Linked DNA regions of Homo sapiens: region 2 is linked to region 1. A link is a loop called in an ENCODE intact Hi-C map of the cell type or tissue named here. Cell type or tissue: heart right ventricle. All regions are shown on one strand. Each heading gives the region's core, and the rest is flanking DNA. Links, peaks and the distances in the headings are about the cores only.

Evidence for each region. A loop is a pair of places that touch in the nucleus more often than their neighbours do. Peaks named below come from ENCODE experiments on the same cell type or tissue, not always from the same donor. Only the 100,000 strongest peaks of a DNase experiment are listed, where the experiment ranks them.
Region 2: it touches region 1 in a loop (2.6-fold over the local background); 3 of 110 quality-filtered maps call a loop at or near these places.

The regions. Positions count from the first base shown.
Region 1 is chr5:74,377,696-74,387,456 of GRCh38, forward strand. The region is part of intron 2 of LINC01331 (long intergenic non-protein coding RNA 1331); the gene reads right to left. Among named protein-coding and RNA genes, the nearest start is that of LINC01333, 61 kb to the left of the region's middle. In heart right ventricle, for the core only: no CTCF peak of the experiment used is centred there; a DNase peak (open chromatin) is centred at 5,708; H3K27ac peaks cover 4,083 bases.
Region 2 is chr5:74,429,452-74,439,212 of GRCh38, forward strand. The region is part of intron 2 of LINC01331 (long intergenic non-protein coding RNA 1331); the gene reads right to left. Among named protein-coding and RNA genes, the nearest start is that of LINC01331, 100 kb to the right of the region's middle. RefSeq lists an enhancer at 4,287-4,376. In heart right ventricle, for the core only: no CTCF peak of the experiment used is centred there; a DNase peak (open chromatin) is centred at 5,227; H3K4me3 peaks cover 1,080 bases; H3K27ac peaks cover 2,133 bases.

The DNA.
Region 1 (9,761 bases), core at 1,185-9,184:
TAAAAAATAAAATAAGGTATCTCAGTCCAAAATCAGATCAGTTTCCTTCGAATTTCAAAAAAGGAAGTGAAGTAAACATGATTATTTTCTTGAAAAAGACACCACAAATATACCAAAATGGAAAATATTTTGTGGAAGAGAGAAGAAATTTACTCTAGATTGTTTCAGAAGAAGGAACTAGAATCAAAGGGTGAAGCCAGAGGAAGGAAGATTTTGATGCAGAACTGAGAACTCATTAATTAGAGATTCCTTGCAAAGTATGAGTCCCCCATTACTGGTGGTTAATAGCAAACAGATGACCATGTGTTTGAAAGGAAGAGAAAACAGAAAGATTTTAATAAAAATAAATAGGTTTATTTAAGGTTTAAATAAAATAAAAGCTTTTTTTTATTTTTTTACATCTCCCAAGTCTCCATCATTCACAGAAAGATAATTTCTACATTAAATTTGAACCAAACTGAAAGGCAGACTAGATAATCTTTAAGGCAAAGTAGCTATATCATTTTTGTCCCAACTGAGCACTTTTGAGAGAAAAGAAGTGATAATAATTACACCGAGACAGGGGCTTTCAGGTTAAACTGAAATGTATGGTCATCCTACTCTAGGGTCTCTTCCAACTCTTTGACACTAACTAACCTCTATGTTCCTCAACCTTAAGTGTTTAATCCTTGCTTCGGGGGCTAAACTGTTTCAGCACCTACCTTTGACTGGCTTAATTAAAATGGTCAGACATTCTGGTGTATAACAATCTTTCTTTGAATGGCTGAAGCAGAGAGGAGGAGAAATGCCAAATTCCCCCAATAATTGGTCCTTGGAGAAAAGAGAGAAGTGAGCACAGGTAATTGGAAGCCTACAAGGTACATGGCACTGGCAACCCCAGAATTATTTTGAGCTGCAGTTAGCAGCATACCTAGGTGATTACTACTTGGATATTTCAGTGTTTCCCAAGTGTAGCTGGAATGTGTGGCTCTGATTGGTTTTCCAGCTGGAAATGTTACAGAAACAGGAAGATTTCTGCTTTCAAGTGTCTTGTTGCATCCTGCCTCTGCTTGGCAGAAGCTCTGGTCTGACAGTCATGTACATCTCTTCCGCTGTGCTTTAGGATGGACATGAGTAATTTAGGGTGAGCTACAGCAACACTCACAGAATCACCCCCACAACAAAAAAGGCCACCCCCAAATACACCCTGTGTGGTTTTACTATGGACAATCACAGGGCCATCAGCTGGAAACAGGTGGTAGAGAAGATTTTAAAGGTAGGCTTTTGTAGATACCCATTGATGTGATATGATTTTTTCAGGGTCCCTGCCTTTTCTGAATATCTCTTCATTGGCCTCTCAAAAGTACCATGGGCTAAGGCATCATGCTCTTATATTTCCTATTGGAATGCATAAGCATTTTATCCTAGAAGTAAGACAGGAATTGACTTGTGATCAATAGTGTTTATATTCCTGCACCCAGATTAGAAACTCTCCCAGGGCAGAGAGTCTTTTTATATTTTTGTGTGTTCTCAGGGCTTGGCAAAGAGTAGGGGGTAATGGTGGTGGTATAATAGTGTTGATAGTAATCATCATAATGGCTATCTTTTTTTAAAAGAGAAGTTGTTTATTATAAACAGAAAGGGCAGGGCTTCCAAGAGAAGTTAGGAGAATTTTGAGAGGGAAAGAAACCTTGTAATGACCCACAGATGCCATCAAATGCGGACCCAGTTAGGACTGCACAGCAAATAATTTTGAGCAGCTGGAAAGCACCGGGTCTATGAATGAGACTTAGTCTATTTCTGCTACTACAACAAAATACCTTAGACTTGGTAATTTATAAAAAACAGAAATTTGTTTCTTACAGTTCTGGAGGCTGGGGAGTCCAAGATAAAAACACCAGCATTTGCTGTCTGGTAAGTGCCTTTTTGCTGCAAACTCACGTGGCAGAAAGAGCAAATGCTGTGTTCTCACATGATGGAAGGACGAAAAGGGACAAACAGATTCCCTTAAGCCCTTGTATAAGGGCACGAATCCCATTCATGAGGGCAGAGTCTTCATGATCTAATCACCTCCTAAAGGCCCCACCCTTAATATTATTGCAGTAGGAATTCATTCTCAAATTGAAGTTTGGAGGGAGAAAGGGAAAGATCTAAAGTAGATTAGAAGCCTCTGAAACAAATTAAATAGAGCTGAAGACAAACCATGCCTGGTTAGAAGTTTTACCTAAAGCTTGGGAAACAAACAGAGAGAACAAAGGTGACCCTATACCTGAACAGAGAACCAGGTCACATTCCCAGAAACCAAGAAGATGAGCTCTTTCTAGAGAGGTTTGTGTGTCAATTAATGGGTGATTGATTTAAACTGCAAGGAGAGATCATGTGTTCTAAGGCATCCTTATTAAACTCTGGCAATTGAGCAGCAGGGAAGAACAAAATGTGCAGATTATCTAAAAGCTAAATGGTGATAGCTTCAACTCTTTGTACCTTCAAGAAAGCCAGTACTTTGAAGTTGTTGTAGCATCAATCCAGCATCAAGCTCCTCACCACAGTCAAAATCAGAGAATGTATTCTGTTTTTACAGGGCAGCAAAATAGATATTTCACAGCGACTCTTGACTTGTTAAACTAGCCTCATCTCTAAGCTTTCCAAATAACAGCCAATAAGACGGCAACAACAAAAGCTCCTGGAATGAAACCAAACTATTGTTTGAGGAGCAATGTCCAGGCCTGGACACCTCCCTGGGTACTGAGCTGATAAGGACAGTAGTAACGAGGCAGCTTTCATATTAAGTATCAGCCAGGGCAGGTACATTCTAGGGGTCCAACGCACTTCCCAGGTGCCCAGAAGCACACCTTCAAGCAACTTGAAATAGGTAGGTACCCTGGGGACCTGAGTACTGCTGGCAGACTAGCGAAGCTCCAGAAATAGAACACGTGCAGGCTTCTTTCTAGCAAAGGTTATGGGTTGTCCAGAAAATCCAGCAGGCAAGGTAAGAATAACTTGGCATAACAGGTGCTGTGGGCAGTTACAAACTGAAGAATAACCTACATATGAGTGTCTACTGAAGAAAGCACAATGTACCTCCCTCCTGATGGACCAGAGATGTTACCATCTTCATGAAGGATGCCAATAGCTAATAAGCATCACTAAACACTGCTTTTTCCAATAGAAAACACTGTACTAGGAGCCAGGAGACTTTGGCTGCAGTCCCCACTTTGCCACCAACTTGCCCTGTGAGCCTGGACAAGTTACTTTTCTCTTAATTTCCATGCCCGAGCAGTGAGTTAATGATACCTTCCTTTCCGGCTCCAATTAAGTATTGATGACAGGGCTGGGTGCAGTGGTTCATGCCTATGATCCCAGCACTTTGGGAGGCCAAGGTGGGAGGAACACCTGAGGTCAGGTGTTGGAGACCAGCCTGGCCAACATGGCAAAACCCTGTCTCTACTAAACATACAAAATTAGCTGGGTATGGTGGTGGGATCCTGTAATCCCAGCTCTCGGGAGGCTGAGGCAGGAGAATCACTTGAACCCGGGAGGTGGACACACCTTTGTACTCCAGCTTGGGCAACAAGAGTGAAACTCTGTATCAAAAAAAAAAAAAAAAAGTCTTGATCACAGGAGTATTGAATGAAATAATGTCTGTGAAAATTAGACAGTAGAATTCAAATGTAAGTCATTGTTATAATTCAACTGAAGACAGTTTTGTAGGATAAAAGCTAAACTAGTGGACCAGGTGCAGTGGCTCACACCTCTAATCCTAGCACTTTAGGAGGCCAAGGCCAGTGGATCGCTTGGCCCCAGGAGATTGAGACCCGCCTGGGCAACATGATGAAACCCCGGCTCAAAAAAAAATACACACAAAAAAAATTGGCCAAGCATGGTGGCACATGCCTGTGGTCCCAGCTACTCCAGAGGGTGAGGTGGGAGGATCATCTGAGACAGGGAGGTCAAGGCTGCAGTGAGCCAGGATTGTGCCACTGCACTCCAGCCTGGGTGACAGAGTGAGACCCTGTTTAGGAAACAAACAAACAACTAAACTAAATAATAGTGTTATATGTTGAAAGAGGCAAAACAGAAAATCCTTGCAAATGTTTCTCAACTAAGAAGACAACTTCAAATCATTTGTCTTCTAAATAGTACCTAATGCCATGAAAAGAGCCTGCCAATGCCTTCCAAACAATCCTATTTATCACTTGAAAACTCAGGCGATGTGGCTGGAATTGATGAGACTGTTTACTCTATGATTTCCATCCCTACCTTCCCTCCCTAATACGGTACACAGAAGTGGGTGAGTGTAACTCCTGGCAAATGAATAGACAGGAGTGCCAAATCCCAGGACCAGCTACTATCCCCTCACCTCCATTCCCCTGTCCCAGAATCATACAGACTCTGAAACTTGCGTGTTTTCCTATAATCTTCAACATGTGCACTCATTTCTACTCCTCCTTTCATAATTGAGTAGTGAAGAAGATAATTTATAAACACTCATGCCTCCATGGCTCCAAAAAGAAATTTGAAGTTCCAAAGAGGCATGGAGGCAGAACGTATTTAAACATAACCAGGGGGTGGTGGTAGAAAGCTGCAGGCCTCAGAAGGAATTTACTTGAGACTATGTGGGCTCTGCCTCTACAAAGTCCAGCTGCTGTGAACTATTCATTTGTTGGCAGAATTTGCACTGAGTCCATGGGACAAACATTTTCTCTCTAGAAGTTTCCCTGGATTATCTCTTCAGGCTTTATCATCCATTTATAAGATTAAAAATCATATCACATAAAACTTGACTCTAGAAATATGAAACTAACCAATGTTGTTTTTCAAAAGTTCTCTGAAAAATAAAATGGATTATGCAGGAAAATTTTGTAAATGGAAAATATTGCATATTCAGAGTTTGAGGCAATCCAGGACATTTTAAGCCAGAAAGCAGATGGAATAAGAGCAATATAAATTACTGTAACTGTATTTTGCCAATTGCAAAGTGACTCTAATGCCAAACAGAACTTCTTCTCCCCAACTTGTTGACTGCATACGTATTTGTTTTTAATTTACACTTGGTAGAGTTTGGTGAGATGTTTGGAGTTCGAATGATAGAATCTACAGGTCTAGGGAACACCAAATCTAGCCAAACCACCCACAGAGTATCCAATTAAGGAAACAAGCACATAATGTACAAAAAGGTATTTTCAGTGAAAAATAATATTCATGCATGTTATATAAGCCAATTAACAAAAACTGTGCCTGTAGCAATTTTTAAGGAATGTCTTACAAATAGGAAGTACGTTAAATACTGAACAGAAGGACAAAACTTCATCAGCAGTCCTTCCTGGCCTTGGTGCTCTCAACATGATCTCCAGCCTGTCTCTTAGATGTCTTGGCAGCTTCCCAAAGGAAGAGTCTTGGCCTCTGGTCGTCAGACTCAGAGAATCCTGACTTTAATCCTGACTCAATTCACTCTAGACCATCAATTCAGGGCTCAGTAAGATTTGTCCAAATTACCCTGACTGGAGTCAAATAACGCAGTCCTGTGAGAATCTAACCAGCTAATTTTTGAAAGAGGAGGGAGAGGTTGACACAGATTTTTCACTGCAGTGCAAATTGTAGTAAAGGGACAATCTGATGACTTCTTGGTGAATCTGTCTCTGCTTCATATTCCAGTAAGGTGCTCGGGCCTTGAGCCATTTCCTTGGGCTAGGTTTGAGCTAGGATGTGATTTCATCAACAGGCTATTTTTAACCAAGGCAGCCTAGAAACCAGCCTCAGGGGACTCGTGCTGAGATAAATTCACACAAATCACTCCCCAGCCCACTGACCAGCAAGACTCCTGCTTGGACAAGAAATCTTGCTCCATAGCCTAAATTATGACAGCCTTGAATTTTCAAAGCCCAAATTTTCAATGACAAGCCACTTTAGAGTCTGAATGATAAGAATGGAATGAAGATTTCCCCTGCATCTGCAGTCTCTCCTCCCAACCACATAAATACAGGGTAGCACAGAACTGCATATTCATGATAAAACAAACAGGCACTACAAGGTGTTTGCTGCATTCTTACATTTTTTTTAATAGGCAAGACCTCTTTACTCTTTTACCTCTGCCCCAAACACATCTTCATACCCCCTTGCCCAGTTTCAAATCTCATGCACTGCCACTATCGGGTAGAAAGACTCAGGAATCAGCATCTGGAAATACATTAATTTTGCATGAAAATGGAGGATGATAGCAGAAATTACAAAGAGACTACACACTAGAAGCATCTGTTCATTACAGCATTTTAACGTGCAATTATGGAACAGCATGAAGCAGGGTGGATGAGGAGGAGAAGGAGGGTGCCCAGGGAAGGCGCCCTCCACCCCAGGTGTGAAGAGGGCAGGCAACTTTGGAGGGAGCTGGAAGAGACAAACCAGGGAAATGAAACTGGCTTAACTCACTCAGATGTGGAAGAGCATATGCCCTGATAATGCAGGTGAGGTGAGAGGAATTAGAACTCCCCGTCCCTAGGAAGCGCAGCGTCGGCCTTCATTCAGATCTCTACAGCAGTGAGAAAGGATGCAAGGACTATTCTTCTGGAATCCCAGGAAGGAAGACTGGAAAGACAACACATCTGACCCAGTACCCATGTGCAAGCACTCGGTCTGTGCCAAGCAAATGCAAAGATGCAGACTTTCATACAATCATACACTGTGATCATTTATCAATCTCCTTGAGGATTCATAGTCAACACAATGGCATAGTTTACCACAGGCCTCTGCCCTTCAGAACTCAACCAGTCTCTTGGCAGCTGCTTCTAGAATGGGGGTTGGGGGTGCAGTCCACCACGAGAGCTTTGAGGCAACTGGGCAGCTTCAGGCACCTCACGGCTTCTCCTTCTGAGATAATTCCCACCACAACAAACCTGTATGCCTACAGGAGTGGCGAAGGTAGCCACCATCCCAGAAATAAATGGTGCATACCATCGGGGTTAAACCCAGTGCTGAAGATTTGTAAATTCCATTTCCTGCAAAGTTTCTGGGGGAGAAAAGTGGGTGGGGCTGTAGAGTGCAAACATAACAACATTCACGTACCTCAGAGGACGGTGGAAAGAAATGGCTAATAAAAATTATTACAAATCACTTCACACACATAAAGTGCTTTATAATAAATACTAATACTTTAATTCCACACTGCTCGTTTCTAGATTTTAAGAGTCAAGCTGAAAGAGTAAAAGTAGTAAGCTTCATATTCTGTCGTTTTCTAGTTTTAAGCAAAGGAAGAAAGGAAGGAAAGAGAAAGAAAGCCCAAGAAGTCAACTTTTCAGTTGCTGCTTATGTAACAGGAGCCTGTGAACTGCACCAGAAATTAATTGAAGGAAAAGTAACTGTAGGGGAATTGCTTGGAGAACTGCCAGAAGGGTTTTAACAGCTGGAAGTTGAAAAGTGATTAATTTTGACAGCAATAAAAGCCTCATGTTCATACATAATTATGCTTAGATTTGTGGGCTGCTGGAATTTTTTCTATGCGCTATTAACCTTTTGCTGTCCAAATTGGAATTTAGATACCTTAAATGAGTCTTGATTTTTAAATTGAATAATAATTTGCTTTCCATGGTATTGAGTCATCTCAAGACATGGAAAGTTTCAGGGGAAACACAGTAGAATAACAAGCAGGTAGGAAATAGCTTCACATATCCTTCTGAGTATTTTTGAAACTTAATAGAAATAAAGGCATCTCATTTTGCCCTATGCAGGAACAACAACAACAGCAACAACAATAAAGCATTTAGGAAAAAGCATTCAGAACAAGCAGGACAAGATACTGAAGCAACGGTATGTTGTCAACTCTACAATTCAGCTGAATTCATAGCACTAGGAAATAGAGATAACACTGTAAGAAGATATTCATTATGGTTTAAAGGTCCCCTCTAAAATTCATGTTGAAAACTTAATCCCGAATGTGGCAGTATTGAGAGGTGACCCCTTTAAAAGGTGATTGGAGCATGAGGGTAGAGCCATTCGTGCATTAATGGATTTTCAGGTTAATGGATTAATGGGTTATTATGGGAGTAGGACTGGTGGTTTTATAGAAAGAGGAAGAGAGACGTGAGCCAGCATGCTCAGCGCCTTCACCATGTGATGCCCTGTGCCACCTTGGAACTCTGCAGGGTCTCAGCAAGAAGGCTCTCACCAGATATAACCCCTCAACCTTGGACTTCCCCATCTTCGGAACTATAAAAAATTAATTGTGTTTCTTATAAATTATCCAGTCTCAGATATTCTTTTATGAGCAAAAGAAAGTGGACTAAGAAAATATAATGCTACATTCAAAAATATTGACTAGCATAGGATTAAACTGAGTTCTAGAACTCCAGTACGGCTAATTAGCTACAAAAGCTTAAACACATCACTTAATTTCTCTGTGACTTCTCTGTTTCCTGCATAGGAAGAGAGGGCTGGAGTAGATAATTTAGAAGATCACACTCACTCTAAAATCCAATTATTTTAAATAATCTGTTTTGGGATTAGCCATATTCTGACTTTTTTTCTCTTAGTCACCTTTACTATTCTTATATCAACCAGTTTGACCAGATAGAGTGAAATCTTGGTAATATAAAATATTTTCAAAATAATTAGAAATAGCTAATATTTAGTAACAATAATTGCAGTTTGCAAAGCACTATTCTAAGAACTTTATAAATATTTGATGTATATACCTATATATCTATAATATTATATGTCAATCCTCACAACCATCATATCAGAGAGGATTGTTATCCTATTATTACAAGTATTACTATTTTTCCCACTTTACAGAAACTGAAACAGTAGAGTGGTTACATGACTTCCCAAAGTCGATTAATACCAAGTGGGAATGCAAAGATTTGGGGAGTTTCCTATTATTCCTAAGAAAATATATGTTATTGTAGACACAGTAAATTTATGTCATGAATGGTGGAACAGAAATAAGAACAATGAACCTGAACTCAAAAGAACTAGATTTAGCCTTGGCCCTTTCATTTTCTGCACTGTTACCTTGAACAGTTCAACTTTCCATTCCAGTTTCCTTACTTGTAAAGTACAGGAGTCATCTAAATCAGTGGCTCTCAAGATGTGGTAGCCAAACCAGTGACATCGCTATTATATGGGAACTGGTTAGCAATGCAAATTCTTGGATCCAACCCAATTAAGTTCTTAATTCTCGGATAGGTCCCAGACCTACCAAATTATAGTTCCTGGGCATTAGGGTCCAGCAGTCTCTATTTTGACAAGCCCACCAGGTGATCACAATGCATGCTAAAGTTTGGAAACCAGTGGCCTAGGTGATCACTAAATTACCTTCTGATTCTCACATTCTGTGATTCCATCTCTGACTGTCTGGTTTCAGGTCGTTGAATTTCAAACTGATGTGGTTTTGCTCTATTTAAATACCTCTTCCCTGATTCTTTGTGCCAGAGGATGGGATACCTAATGTTGGCTCACTGGAATGATTTTTTCTTTAGTCATCATCTGAGCATTGCAGAAGAATGAGGTTACTGTGAATGCTTTCTTACCTCAAGCAAAAGTATAAGATTGAATTCCAAAGCCAGAGCCTCAACAGAATCTGAGTTCTTAATCCAATGCCATGCCCCACATGGGGGCTTAATAAATCCTTGTTGCTGCCTGAGGCAAACGACATCCAAGCTATGATTAGCAGCCTGAAGGAGCTGGCATGTGTTTGCTCCCATATTCCCAAATGTGCCAAAATCAGACCTGCCTGTCTCCTCCAAGTCAAGAGGGAGGCACCTATGGATAGAATGTCCAATTTACCTCTT
Region 2 (9,761 bases), core at 692-8,691, 51 kb after region 1:
CCTCAGTGACAACCCCTCTTTTTTGGATATCGTGCCTTTGCTCAGCTGGCTGCTTCCCCTTGATCTACTGGTACGTTGAAATCCCAACTACTCAGCATAGTGTGCAATGCAACTCATAAGTGCCTCCCAAGTCAATGCTACGCTTATAGTGTTCTCCAATCCAGCTGTGAAGCTCACTGAGATCCCCCCATTCCTTTGCACCCACTGTTTTCTCTGCCTGGAAGGCCATTCCTCCATTTTTTGCCAGAAAACTCCTAATCATCCCTCAAAGCCTAGCTCAGCATTGACCTCTGTGATGCTGTTCCCAACCATCGGCCATCTTCAGTGAAAGTTAATGATAGATAGAGGCAGACAAGGGTGGGTCCCTGGCGAAACCCCACCATCAAGCCAAAAAGCCTGAAACCCACAGCCTGAAGTGGGAACTTCTATCCCTGTTTGCCCACTCTCTCCTGATTGGTTCTTTCTGGCCTAGAACTCCTGACCTCAGGTGATCCACCCAACTCGGCCTTCCAGAATGCTAGGATTATAGGTGTGAGCCACTGCACCCAGTTGGTTCTTTCTGAATAATGTCTTTTTACCAATCAAATTTTGCCTTTTCCAAAACTACCTATGGCCTGCCCCACCTCCTATCCTGTGCCTATAAAGACCCCAGACTCAGTAGTAGAGAGGGAGAAGTGGCTTGACTGGAGAGAGGTGACTTGACTTCAGAGCGACGGCTAGACTTCAGAGGAGAGACAGCTTAACTTCAGAGAAGAGCCATGTGGAGACAGCCAGACTTCAGGGAAGATTACCTGCCCATCCTGTCCCCTCTCCAGCTATCCCCTCTCTACTGAGAGCCACTTCCATCACTAAAAAAAAAAAAAATTCTCTGCCTCCACCATCCTTCAAGTTTCCATGCAACCTAATTCTTCTTGGGCACTGGACAAGAGCTCAGGACCCACCAAGTGTGGGTACTCAAAAAAGGTTGTCACACTGGCCCTTTGCCCTTGCTGGCAGAGGACAGCCACCCAACGTGATGAGGCAAGGGGCCCACTGAGCTGATAACACACTGCTGTCCACAGATGGCAGAGCTAAGAGATCATCGTAACACACCCTCTGGGGCTTCGGCGGTCACAGGCATCCCCATCTGGGCACCACCATGGGGCCACATGGAACCTGCTCCTGCCAGCACCCAAAGCATCCAGCCAGATCCTGCACTCGCTTGCTAATGCACTCCCTCCTGCAAAAGGTTGAGCACAGTGGGCCTGGTAAATGGACCACCCCTGTAGCAAGTCCGATGAAGGGGTCAAAAAAAATTCCTGCATCATTAATACTCTCTGCCCTGTGTGGCAAGAGCCCCAGGCTTTCCTCTCCCAGAGCTTTTAACACATGACATTAGCCTTGTCTGTTCACCTCTCAGACTTCCTCAAAAAGTTCCCAGACTGAGAGCTCTTTAAGAGCAGAGATTGCTCCTTTTATGTCTAAATCCTCAGCACTTAGCACAGTCCTTACTAGTAGACACCCAATAAATGTTTGTTGAGTGATTGAAAGTCCAAATCTTTCTATTAAAAGAAAGAAATTAAAAAGAAAAAACGATCACTTTGCTGTCTTCTGGAACAGCTATCTAACCAAACTTCCCAAACCCAGTTGGCACCATGTACAAGCTGATTTCTGTTGCCAGCCTACCCCTGGATCTGCTTTATTGACCTCGATTATTTCCTCATCACTTAGCTAACTGACTGCTCCTCATTCCCCACTCTCCTTTCCCCCTCTGCAGCATCTGATGGCTTTATTTTTAAGTTTTGAGCTGGTCCATTTTCCTCTTCCACCATCTCATCCACCCTCTTTGTCTCAGCAATAATTTGTTTTCTCAGCTCCTCATTTGGTTATTTTCTAAAAGTGCTAGTCACAGCCACTCTCCAAAAGCTCTCAGTAGCTGGCTGATGGACCATTGGTCAATGGAAAGCAGCATCCTTACGCCAGTTTCTGGAAACTAGACAGCAATTAAATGAAGCAATGTGCATAAAGCACTTAGCAGTGCCTTAGACACTTACTGAGTGTTGTCATACCTCCATCCTGGGCAAACTGGCCTTCAAACTGGCCATCCCTCTTCCCATTTATCTTCGCTTGAATTCTGAGCACCACTGCTATAATGACATTCCTAATGCAGAGTGCCAATAAAAAGGAGGGGTTCCCAAATATCCATCCACAGCAAAATGAGAAAGATAAAAACAGTGCAGTGACCTTTCATCACATTACTTATATTCAACTCAAGGCTTTGCTCTTTATTGAGACTATGTACTTCTGCTTTCTGTGTTAAAATGCCCTTTTTATAATGAAACAATGGCAATTTTGTTTTGTTTCTTATTTCAGTATCTTTATTTGGGAAAATAGTTCACAACCATAAATGGCCTACATTTTGTATTTTGGAAACTATATTATCTAGTCTGTTACTCTGGATTTCTACAAGGGACCAAGTAATCCCATTCCTACATTCTTTTCACATTGATAAGAATGAAGAGTTTACTAACACATATAACATTTTAAAAGTAAGATATAGGCAGAGACCCCCCCAAAAAATGTTTATGATAGTAAAGACCTATTTGAGATGTTCACAGCCCTATTTCTTTTATATTTGTTTATTCACACATTTCAATGTCTTAATGGTTATTTGCCGTTAGTTTGCCTTTAGTTTTATAGGCACATGCATACTAATAGTGACTGTCATCAAACACATACACATACACACACACACACACACACACACACACTTTAAAGCAGGCAATTAATCATTTTCTCCCTCAAGACCGTATTTTACAGTCGGAAGCCAATTGTCAGCACATATGCTCCTAAATAAACTGACACACATACCAGCTAATAGATTAATTCGCATGAAGAAGGCGTCGTGGGAAGAAAACCTGTGTTCCCAGATTTCTCAGGCAGGTGCTCTGCCTGTTAACATAAAGATCAGTCCTCCTGGCTCCAACCCCTTAGGCAGTGTGCCCAAAATTACTTATGGTTTCTAACACAGTTGATGCCAATGCAGTTCTGCAATTGAGAGCCTGGTTTACACAACGTATCCTAAGAACAGCTCAGCTCAGGAGCAGCCAGTGTAGACTTTTTGTATGCTGGTGGGGGGGCGTTGGGGAGGAATTGTTTGTTTGTTTTGTCTCACATGTGGCTTTTCTAATAGAAGACAATCATGAAGCAATAATTCATGCCTTAATATTTCTTTGCAGCTATCACCCATTGTTCTTCATAGCCCTCCCATAAGTGGGTGATGTTATGGGTCCTGAGGAAATGGAGACCTATTGGGATGAATTTGTTCAGAAGAGAGAAGGCTTGCACACACGTGTGCATTCTCACAGGCACGCACTCTCTCGCACCACCCTCAGCACTCAGAGCTCTGCTAGTATCCCTTTCCCCTTTCTGACTTTGTATCTCTTAAGCCAGTCTTTTATCCCATGCACTGTGCCTCAGTGGAAAGTTCAGCTTCTCTATAAAACAACTTATTAAGGGAAGGATCACTATAGAGCTTCCTCAGAGCTCCAGAAAAGATAAGCTGACGGTCTGCTTTTCTTTTTCACCAAATCACCCTTCTCAGAGTATTAATGCAAAGAATAGCATGGAGGAGTGGGGAAGGAGGTAGGAGAACATATACATGACACAATTATTAGACTTCCAAAATCCTGTAAAAAAAAAATCTATCAATAGTATTCTGTGTTAGTTTTAGCTTTCTTAAATAAGCATCATCCATGCTCTTTTCCAAACAGGATTCACAAAAATGCTAAATGCATTTGCTGCAGACCAGTTCTGGGTCCTCAATGAAGAGTGGTTGGCAGTCAGGCTAGGGCTGCTCCTGGGAAATGCTGGAAGGGCCGGATGCTCCCCTGAGGAGTCTGTTCCCCCAGATCAGCCTAGAGGTCCAGTAGAATGGTTGCGTCCCAGCAGGATGTGACTCTTTGTTCTACCTATTCCTCTATTGTGACCCTTCAAAAATCCTACCTGTTTTCAAAGACATCATCCTCATTGTTCGTAACCCCCACCACCAACAACAAAAAAGCCAGATTGAGGCACCCGCTGACAAAGCAACTCTCTTGTTCTGGCACCTTAAGAAGGAAATGAGTTTACTTCCCTTCTGTAACTGAAGCAAAGCCTTCCCTCCCCGCTGTGGATATGGTACCACTCTGTAGCACGTTTCCTTCAGAGAGTCAGCTTTTCTGAACAATGACCCAACTGTTTGTACAGTATGGGAAACTATCTCTTGATAGAGTTTGGTGCACACCCTCCTACGAACCCAGACATGCACAAAAGTTCCACATTTCACCACAGGAAGTAAGACTGGTCAGGCTTCAGGCATCATTAATCATTTTGAAGTGATTATTCTTAAAAAGAAAAAAAAAAAAAACAGGGATGCAGCTTGAGTTAAGTCATGCCCAATAAAAATCAGCACTTCTCCTCAAAATTACATTTCTCTACTTCCGTGTGGAAAGTTAAGAGCTCCCTGTACTGACAAGAGCTGGGGTGAAATCGAGAATCTTCGTCTCTTTAATTGGAGCACAGACAAATACTTGGGATCTGACATGGTCAGATGGGGAAGAGGTGGGTGGAGTTTTACTTCCTTTGCCTTTCGGCTCAGAAATACACACATTTAGGAGGAAGATAAAGCAAGAACAATTTGGGATTTTGTTCCGGGAACTTCATTTTCCCCCATTGAAATGCCATTAAACAAAGCTTAGGACAATCCTGCTACGTGCACTCATTTAGCCACGGGAACTATGGAGTGCCCCACCCCCCATCCCCATCACTGAGGCCCTGCAGCCCAGCAGGCAAGGGCCAGAGAACAATTTAATTCCCCAGATAGGCTGCCCCACACAGAGGTTCCTCATCAAGGGAGTAGCACCAGCCCACTCTGCAAATCTGTTCACCCTGCAGGAAACACCTCCTTGTCTGCTTCTTTGAAGTAAAACTGTTTCTCTAGCATGGGAAAAGGGATAAGTAGAAAATGAAATCTCCAACTCTGTCTTTCCTGAAAGATTACATTTCCTGCTATCCTGGTTCAGGAGGAAATTCACTTACATAAAATTAGATTAATTTTCTTTCTGACGTCACCTGGTCTACCAGAAGCATCTTTTGTCCATTGCCTCTTTTTGAAACCTTGGCCATGTCCCCAGTCCTCAGTCATTCCTTAATCAGAACATCTGGTTCTCAAGTCAAGATTAAAAATCATAAAATAAAGGCAGAAAAGAGGCTGCCTCTTCTGTCCTTGTTCCGCATTGCCTCCTTCACCCTAGTCTTGCATAATCACTATGTAGATGCCAGCCCAGAAGGCAGCATCATCTTCACTTCCTTCCTCATCAGCCAACTGCTACATATCCCAGCTAAGCCCTAGTATTTGTTTTAATTTAAAGGGTTAAAGTGGAAAAGAAGAGAATCAACAAACTTTATTTTAGTACTCTAATCTACCTATTTTAAAATGTAATACATGTTATTAAATAGATTTGGGCTTGGGTTGTTTTTTTTTTTCCCAGAGTTTAGTTGCTTAAACTCATTTTGTATCTACCCAAGTGGATCCTTTTAAAAATCTGCTAGGAGTCAGATTGAAAATGACTGACAGAAAGCCTGAGCAGGGTGAGAAATGGGTTCACATGGGATGGTGGCCTGGCATGGGGTTTGGAGCCCAAGCCAGGTAAGTGGGGTATCCACAGGGAGACATAAGCCAGAGTGCAAATGCAGCAAGGAAGGAGCTGGGAGTATGAGGTGTTGGAATCCAGGCAGCTACAATAGAAGAGGAGCTGCAAGGAGTAGGGGGCAGCAACAGAGCTGGGAGATGGGTTACATATAGGAGGATGGATCAGTTAAGTAGATATTTTAGGGATAACAGAAAGGGAGAAAATTAGAATGAACCCTGTGTATTGTTGCATTGGAATTGGATATTGATGTGAATGAATAGTTTTCAATATACATACATAAATATAGAAATAAATATAGTTCTGTCCATGGCTAGGACCTGGGAGCAATGACATCACAGTGGCAATGAGCGCACCTAGTGCCCAGATATTCACAGTATTCTAAATACTCTTCTCCACTAAAGGAAATTCAGGCTACTTAGAGAAACAGCTGATTTCAAACCTGGAAGAAAGTGTAAGATGAGTACAACTTCTCATCATGCCAAAAAGCAAGGAAGATGAGGTAGAAATAAACAAGAGTTTATGTGATGAATTACGTTTATTGATTTGCGTATGTTGAACCAGCCTTTCATCCCAGGGTGAAGCCGACTTGATCGTGGTGGATAAGCTTTTTGATGTGCTGCTGGATTCGGTTTGCCAGAATCTTATTGAGGATTTTCGCATCAATGTTCATCAGGGATATTGGCCTGAAATTTTCTTTTTTTGTTGTGTCTCTGCCATGTTTTGGTATCAGGACAATGCTGGCCTCATAAAATGAGTTTGCAAGGAGTCCCTCTTTTTCTATTATTTGGAATCATTTTAGAAGGAATGATACCCAGCCCCTCTTTGTACCTCTGGTAGAATTTGACTGTGAATCCATCTGGTCCTGGACTTTTTTTTGGTTGATAAGCTGTTGTTTACTGCCTCAATTTCAGAACTTGTTATTGGTCTATTCAGGGATTCGATGTCTTCCTAGTTTAGTATTGGGAGGGTGCAAACAGAACCAATGACAAAAACCACATGATTATCTCAATAGATGCAGAAAAGGCCTTCGATAAAATTCAACACCCCTTCATGCTAAAAACTCTCAATAAATTAGGTATCGATGGAACGTATCTCAAAATAATAAGAGCCATTTACTACAAACCCACAGCCAATATCATACTAAATGGGCACAAGCTGGAAGCATTTCCTTTGAAAACCGGCACAAGACAAGGATGCCCTCTCTCACCACTCCTATTCAACATAGTATTGGAAGTTCTGGCCAGGGCAATCAGGCAAGAGAAAGAAATAAAGGGTATTCAAATAGGAAGAGAGGAAGTCAAATTGTCTCTGTTTGCAGATGACATGATTGTATATTTAGAAAACACCATCGTCTCAACCTCAAGTCTCCTTAAACTGATAAGCAACTTCAGCAAAGTCTCAGGACACAAAATCAATGTGCAAAAATCACAAGCATTCCTATACACCAATAATAGACAAACCAAGAGCCAAATCATGAGTGAACTCCCATTCACAATTGCTACAAAGAGTAAAATACCTAGGAATACAACTTACAAGGGATGTGGAAGGCCTCTTCAAGGGGAACTACAAACCACTGCTCAAGGAAACAAGAAAAGACACAAACAAATGGAAAAACAGTCATGCTCATGGATAGAAAGAATCAATATAGTGAAAACGGCCATACTGTCTAAAGTAATTTATAGATTCAATGCTATCCCCCAACAAGCTACCATTGACTTTCTTCACAGAACTAGAAAAAACTGCTTTAAATTTCATATGGAACCAAAAAAGAGCCCATATAGTCAAGACAATCTTAAGCAAAAAGAACAAAGTTGGGGCATCACACTACCTGACTTCAAAGTATACTACAAGGCTACAGTAACCAAAACAGCATGGTACTGGTACCAAAAAAGATATATAGACCAATGGAACAGAAGAGAGGCCTCAGAAATAATGCCACACATCTACAACTATCTGATCTTCAACAAACCTGACAAAAACAAGCAATGGGGAAAGGATTCCCTGCTTAATAAATGGTGCTGGGAAAACTGGCTAGCCATATGCAGAAAACTGAAAATGGACCCCTTCCTTACACCTTATACAAAAATTAATTCAAGATGGATTGAAAACTTACATGTAAAACCTAAAACCATGAAAACCCTAGGAGAAAATCTGGGCAATATCATTCGGGACATAGGCATGGGCAAAGACTCCATGACTAAAACACCAAAAACAACGACAACAAAAGCCAAAATTGACAATGGGATCTAATTAAACTAAAGAACTTCTGCATGGCAAAAAAAACTATCATCAGAGCAAACAGGGAACCTACTGAATGGGAGAAAATGTTTGCAATCTATCCATCTGACAAAGGGCTAATATCCAGAATCTACCAAGAACTTAAACAAATTTGCAAGAAAAAAACAGCCCCATCAAAAAGTGGGTGAAGGATATGAACAGACACTTCTCAAAAGAAGACATTTATGCAGCCCACAAACATTAAAAAAGCTCATAATCACTGTTCATCAGAGAAATGCAAATCAAAACCACAATGAGATACCATCCCACGCCAGTTAGAATGGCGATCATTAAAAAGTCAGGATATAACAGATGCTGAAGAGGATGTGAAAAAATAGGAAGGCTTTTACACTGTTGGTGGGAGTGTAAATTAGTTCAACCACTGTGGAAGACAGTGTGGCAATTCCTTAAGGATCTAGAACCAGAAATACCATTTGACCTAGCAATCCCATTACTGAGTATATATAAAGGATTATAAATCATTCTACTATAAAGACACATGTACATGAACGTTTATTGTAACACTGTTAACAATAGCAAAGACTTGGAACAAACCCAAATGCCCATCAATGATAGACTGGATGAAGAAAATGTGACACATATACATCATGGAATACTATGCAGCCATAAAAAAGGATGAGTTCATGTCCTTTGCAGGGACATGGATAAAGCTGGAAGCCATCATTCTCAGTAAACTAACACAGAAACAGAAAACCAAGCACCACATGTTCTCACTCATCAGTGGGAGTTGAACAATGAGAACACATGGACACAGGGAGGGGAACATCACACACCAGGGCCTATCAGGGGGTAGGGCGGTAGGGGATGGATAGCATTAGGAGAAATACCTAATGTAGATGACAGGTTGATGGGTGCAGCAAACCACCATGGCACATGTGTACCTATGTAACAAACCTGCACATTCTGCACATGTTTCCCAGAACTTAAAGTATAATTTTTAAGAAAAAAGAAATAAATAAACAAGAATGAGGTAGAAATGCCAAGAGGACACAGAGGCCCGCTTGACTAGTCTCCACTGGCCAAATCAGGGATAATTTGAGCATCAAAAAATTATAATAGCAACAGATTATAACCCATTGAATAAAATAGTCTATTCTGAAATGAATAAACAAACAAATTGAAAGCTTGATGAGGAACAGAATATTTACATAGTTTCAAAATACCTCTCCCACAAAATGCTTATAAATTACAAAAGAGAAAAGAATAGCTTTGCAGTGGGGAAGCCTGGCACACACTATCCTAATCAAGTGATCACAATGACCAACATTAGCTGAGAACAATGTAAAATCTTGTGCTATCTGTTAAGACACCATGAATAGAACACAGAATCACTCCTCTCTTATTTCTGCCAAAAAAAGCACAACCTAAATCTAATCATGAAAGAACATCGGACAAACCCAAATTGAAGCACATTCTACAAAATATCTAGCCAGTATTTCAAACGTGTGAAGGTCATGCAAATCAAGGGAAGACTGAGGATGTGGTAGTCTAGACTCAATGAGACTGAAGAGATATCACAACATAATTCAACATGTAATTTCAACCTGGATCCTTTTGCTATAGAAAACGTTGCAAGGACAAGTGTTGAAACTTGAATGGAGTTGGAGGATTAGATGGTAATAATGTGCCCCTGTGACTGTCCTGATTTTGGAAATTGTATTGTGGTTATGGAGGAGAATATTTTTATTTGTAGGAAGGACACTCTAAAGTACTCTGGAATGATGGGCATTCTGTGACACTTACTCTCACATGTGTCGAGAAAAAAACTTTATTTATATTGCACTTCATACT